2 separate regions of the Homo sapiens genome follow, and region 2 is linked to region 1. Evidence: chromatin loops called from intact Hi-C (ENCODE). Cell type or tissue: Calu3. All regions are shown on one strand. Links, peaks and the distances in the headings refer to the core of each region. The heading gives the core; the rest is flanking DNA.

Evidence for each region. Peaks named below come from ENCODE experiments on the same cell type or tissue, not always from the same donor. Only the 100,000 strongest peaks of a DNase experiment are listed, where the experiment ranks them.
Region 2: a loop joins it to region 1, with 13 times the contacts of the local background. A loop is called at or near these places in 28 of 110 quality-filtered maps.

The regions. Positions count from the first base shown.
Region 1 is chr1:10,506,061-10,508,962 of GRCh38, forward strand. All of the region lies in intron 2 of PEX14 (peroxisomal biogenesis factor 14), which reads left to right. Among named protein-coding and RNA genes, the nearest start is that of PEX14, 33 kb to the left of the region's middle. RefSeq lists enhancers at 1,284-1,343, 1,374-1,433, 2,608-2,902. In Calu3, for the core only: a CTCF peak has its summit at 1,561; a DNase peak (open chromatin) is centred at 1,581.
Region 2 is chr1:10,685,349-10,688,250 of GRCh38, forward strand. All of the region lies in intron 4 of CASZ1 (castor zinc finger 1), which reads right to left. Among named protein-coding and RNA genes, the nearest start is that of CASZ1, 110 kb to the right of the region's middle. RefSeq lists enhancers at 774-1,373, 1,374-1,974 and a silencer at 984-1,278. In Calu3, for the core only: no CTCF peak of the experiment used is centred there; a DNase peak (open chromatin) is centred at 1,343.

The DNA.
Region 1 (2,902 bases), core at 165-2,664:
CATCCCTGTCTGACCAACTTGCTGTTTGGGTCCCATGGAACGTACTCACCAGGCTCTTGGTGCTCTGAACAAGGCAGGTCCTCAGCCAGTCTCTCCCACACTCATCTGTACCCCAGGAGCTAGTTTGTCCCTAAACCTGTGTCCTTGTATTAAACATGATGTCAACAGGTGAACTAAGAGTGTGAAGAGAGGGTTCTGCAAATATAATGTGTTCTTTTTTTGTGTGTTTTTTTGAGATGGAGTTTCGCTCTTGTTGCTGCCCAGGCTGGAGTGCAATGGCATGATCTTGCTCACTGCAACCTCTGCCTCCCAGGTTCAAGTGATTCTCCTGTCTCAGCCTCCTGAGTAGCTGGGATTACAGGCATGCGCCGCCATGCCCGGCTAATTTTTTGTATTTTTAGAGACGAGGTTTCTGTATGTTGGTCAGGCTGGTCTTGAACTTGCGACCTCAGGTGATCCGCCCGCCTCGGCCTCCCAAAGTTCTGGGATTACAGGCGTGAGCCACCACGCCTGGCTATAATGTGTTCTATAAAAAGAAATGTGAAAAGAAAGTTTTATGAAAACTAAGTTAAATGCTTTGCTAAATGTGAATTGCTAAAAACATTGCTGTCAAATTAGGTGTGAGCGAGATGACAGTTAAACATTAGAGGAAGATCATAAACATCTAGAAGGATTCTGTACTTTGATTGCTTTACTGATGTCTTGAAGTTCTTACTTTGCTTTAGAAATTGTGGAGGCTGTGTTATGGGTAGGGTTTATGCAAGAAAGACGTCTGGGAACTTCAGTCTGTGGGCCCACACTCAAAGCAAAGGGCTTGGCTTTACATCAAAAGATCAGCAGTGACTGAATGTTTATAGGTTTTCAGTTAATAGAAAATGTTTTCAGTATGTGGAGCAGGTTCCATTTTTGATTCCCTGCTTTAACTGATTTTTTGATTAACCGAACAATTACTAGCTCCGATCACATAGGCCAGGAGGGCTTCTACTCTGTAATATTCTGGCCTCGCTGTTGGTGTCTTTATTTTGGTCTCGCTGTTGGTGTCTTTATTTTGGTTACTTTGTTTGATTCCAACAAATTTGTGAGAATTACTCATTTTGCAGTGAGGAGACTGAGCCCAGAGCATTCAAGTTCCTACAGCTAAGAAGTGGCAGGACTGGGATTGAAAGCTGGTGTCCATGCTGCTGAACCTGTGCAGACGGGGAGAGCAGGTATGGGTGCGGTGTGGACCGCGCTGTCAGGCACACTAGCGTGCGTGCGGGGCGCCCGCTGCACAAACGTATCTTCAGCCGATGCTCAGTGCTGCCTGGTGATTCTGTACCTCCTTTCTGAGGCTGCTGCCTTAGTGTGCTCTCCGTGGTTGGAGTCTTTTGTGTGCATCTTAGCTGTTGAAAAGGCGCCTATTAATTTATCACAGGTGATGTGTGCCTCCTTGTGCTCAGAGGAGGCGTCTGCACCCATGTACCTCACTAATGACAGGTTATGGGATGGAGAGGAGATAATAGGATCTTTTCATGTGATGTCTATATAGCAAGGTGCTATGCCCCTGGTAGCTTCTAGGGGGCAGCAGCCGCTTGTTGTTCTGTCTCTTGCTGGCGGGGAGAAGGTTGGACAATTGAGCAATTTGCTCTGGACTCCAGCTCTTAAAGTGGTGCCTGCAGGTCTCCAGGGAGTCACTGGAATCCGCATAAGTAAAGAAAATACAATATCCAGGATCTTTTATTTCTACTTTCTCTGCCCCCTCAGGTAAATCCTTTATCTGTGTTTCTATCAACATCCACAAATTCCTCATTGTCAGAGTTAAGGCAGCAAAGTTCACCTGCTTTGAAGATAAGAGAATAGAGATGTCTTTAAGAGAGTAAAATCTTTCTGTCAGATCTTACTTGTTGCCAAGAGCTAGACATTGATAACCCACTCAAATAATGTTTAGAGGTTTTGAAACTTTCCCCCATGGGCACGTGTCTTTAATTCTGTTGGGAATACCACTGTCATATGGTTGATTACCTGTTCTTCCTGTCAGCATTTCCCCCCAACCCCACTCCCTCCCCCTATCCAAACTAGTCTTACAGAGGTTTCTCTTCAATTCTAAATGACTTATTTCAGAAACACATGAAGGGGAACATTGCAGATGTGCCATTTTTTTGTTTTTTGTTTTTGTTTTTTTTTTGAGACGGAGTCTCGCTCTGTCACCCAGGCTGGAGTACAGTGGTGCGATCTCGGCTGTCTGCAAGCTCCGCCTCCCGGATTCATGCCATTCTCCTGCCTCAGCCTCCCGAGTAGCTGGGACTACAGGCGCCCGCCACCATGCCCTGCTAATTTTTTTGTATTTTTAGTAGAGACGGGGTTTCACTGTGTTAGCCAGGATGGTCTCGATCTCCTGACCTCGGCCTCCCAAAGTGCTGGGGTTACAGGCGTGAGCTGCCGCGCCCGGCCTTGGATGTGCCAGATTTTTAGATTGGGGGCCCAAGACTGACATATGGGCAACTTGTGCCTTGTCAGAGTGAGTCCCAGCTCCCTCCCCCCCAGAAGTGCACCTCCTACTGTGCCCTCTGAATGCTCCTGCCTGCCAGATCTTCCAGCTGTGTGGCTGAGGCAGGTGCCCAGGAGGAGAAAGGCTGGTTGCAGGCAGAACCAGATGGTTGCAGTCCACACGGGGAAGCAAATTGGCCGTGACATTTCAGCCATGTGAGGTTTATTTAGGATTAGCTAAGAATTCTCAGCCTTGACTCCACTGAGGGAGGAGCGGGTGACCTAGGGCCACTTTCTTGTGGCTTTGCATTCTTTCAGGCTTTCATCTGAAGATCCCAGGGTACTGGGGAAGGGTGGGAGTTTCCATCCAGCTCCACTGCAGAGAGTGGCATTCCTGAAAGACAAAGGCATGCCTCCTTTTTTTTTTTGAGACGGA
Region 2 (2,902 bases), core at 110-2,609, 180 kb after region 1:
CCCGCTGGTGACAGTTGCTGAAAAACCTCGGCAGCTGGGGCCTCGGTAGCGTGTTCTATTTTTAATTGTTTGATCAGAATATTCACTCATCTAGGCCCATTCCCAAGACGCATTTCCCAGCCAAAGGGTTCCCCCATTTCTCACACCTTCCTCCCTCTCTCTCTCATCAGAAATCAACTTTGAAATTAATAATCAGAGACACAGACCTGGGTGAGTTTGTCAGGGAGCATGGCACTGGAGAGAAGGGAGGCTCCTCCCCAACCCGGGAGCCCTCAGAGTGGCCTCCGCTGTTTTCTCTCTGAGCCACTGATCCTCAGCCCCCGGGCACGAAGCTGGCCCCGCATGGCCTGCAATTGCCACGCCTGCCTGAGCCCCACCCTTCCTGGCAACAGGAAGACCCCAGCCTCCCCCTGTCCACTCCAGTCAGCCCACTGCCTCTGCTTCTTCAAAAACCTCGAGGGCAGGGCAGAGGGGCTGGGGATACCCAGGAAGCTCCTGGGAAGGACAGGGAGGGGACGCTGGGAGAGAGGCACGTGCCCCTGGACTCAGAGGAGCCGGAAAGAGGCTGACTTTCATTTCAGCTTCCATTTACCAGAGGAAGGGAGCCCACAGGGGCAGCTGCTGGCCTGTCCCCCAGCCAGCAAGTCACACAAACCAGCTCCAGCTGGTGTCACTGGGGCCTGAGGTAGACCATGCTGCTGGGAAGAGGCTACTGGGGCCAACCTGACCCCGTGGCCCCCACCTGACCCCTTCCCAGGAAGGGCCCCCCACCCAGCACGGGGGCCTGTGGGCGCCTGGCCGTCCTCTCCTCTCCTTACATGCCCTTGGCCGAACCACTGTACTCTTCCCTCTCAAGGTCACAGGGCCGTCCACACCAGGAATATTTACTCACTGGACTGGCCCTGTTAGCAGCACTCACCACAAATATGCTTTCTGATAAAGTTGGCAGAAAAAAAATTCTAGAGCTCAAACCAATGTCAGAAATCATCCCCCGCCCCTACCAAGGGAGCACGAGGTGGGGCCTGGAAACAGGTCACACACCAACTATGGGGCAGCCCTGGGGGGGCTTGTATCACGCCCCCTCTCACCTTTCTCCTTCCTGTTTTACCTGGGACAGCCTGTTGCCCAGGGGACCAAGGGCTGGGGACAGTTCTAAGCCGAGGACTGGGTCTTGGGGACACTCGGGCCTCTGGAAGACAAGGCGGGTAGGGTGTCACCTGGGCTTCCCCCCAGGCCGTCTCAGCTCACTGCGCCCCTCCCCGCCACCCTCTCTTGGTGCACAGGGGCTCTGCATGTTTTTATTACCTGTTTGACTCACCGCCTTATTGCTTCTCCCCTTAATGGGGCCGTAACCGTGGAAACGAGGAATAAACGGCCACCAGAAAATGAGATGATTAAACAGGTCACCCTGGCAAACAAACTCAGCCAAGGAACCTCTGGGGGTGGGGACGCTAGGCTGCCCCTCCCCCACCCGTGGCCAGAAGGCCTGGACCAGGTCCTGACCACATTGCCCCACACCTAAAAGGATGGGGGGCAGATGCCGTGGGGCACCCCCTGCCGGGCAGTGGAGAGCCGGGTCATCCTTTTGCGAGGCAGCCCGGCTTCCTGTGGCCTTGGGTTCCCAGGCTGAAGGGGTGACAGACAGGGAGGCACTGGGCTAGAGGGCGGTGAGGATCACAGCTGCAGGGAAGAGGCACTTCCCGGTGACAAAACTTCCAGGAGTCTCTCCCAACAGGCCTCTGGGACGCCTCCTGCTCTCCCGCTGCACTAGGGTCCCCCCATCTAAAGCTCTGCCCGGCTCCTCCAGTCCCCCATTCTCACACAGCGCAGTCCCTCCCAAGGCCCCCTTAGATCACTGAAAGAGCCCCATAAGAAAAGGCCAGGCGACCTTTGGGAACACCTGGTCTCTGGAAACACAACATGTGTCCGTTTCCCAGCTCCTGCCTTCTCCTCCAAAGCCAGGCAGTGCCCCAGCCTCAGCCAGGTGGCATCAAGAGACAGCCCTCTTGGCTTTAGGAAGGGTGTCAGCAGGTGAGTGATTACAGCACCAGCAGGGCCCAGAAGGGCCAGAGGAGACCCCAGAGTCAGGCCTGTGGGACATTCTAAGAGCAGATGCCCCGGCCAGGAGTGGCCCACATACCACGCCCGGGGCAGAGGCCTGAAGCCCTGGCGCCTGGCTGGCCCTCAGTATGGGTGTATCCCTGTCTTTCTGGCCTCACTCCCTGCCCTGGGTTTGTCTAGCTGGAGGGATCCCGGAAGCGGGGAAGAGAATGAGAGAGGGCAGACATGCAGTGGTGAGGTCTGCTCAGGAGGAGAGAGAAAGGGGAGAGGGAGATGGGCAAGGGAGGAAGTGGAGAAGGGCCCAGATCACCCTCTGGCTGCAGCCATCCTGTCCCCACTGGGCAGCAGACTGACGTCCCAGTCCCAGGCCATGGTCATGGTTAGGAGTTACTGTGGGTCCCATTCAACCATCAACACTCCTGTCTTTATCCTTAGGGCTTCCCTGCCCCTTTCACGTCATCCCAAATCCCAGCCTCGCTCCTTCCTGTAAACCAGGCTCTAGAAAGCTCTCAAGGAGCTAAAACCCAGGTCCCAAGGGAATTGGCCAACATTTCCTGCCTTCCTCCTTCTGCCCCCACTAAGAAGCCGGGGAGGCACTTGGGGAAGAGGCACATCAATCAATCAGTTCCACCAGCACTTACAGCAGGAAGGCGTGAGCCCCGGCCCGTACCAGGCCCGGGGAGGAGGTGGCAGTACACCAGCTACCATCTAATGGTCACCATTAGGAGCAGCCGTGGCAGAGGAAAACAAGGGCCCTGGCCTCCTGGGGATCAGGGCACATGAGTCCGAGTGCTGGGTCCTGGCACAGCAACGTCACAGGTCTACCCGGAGCCCCAGAACA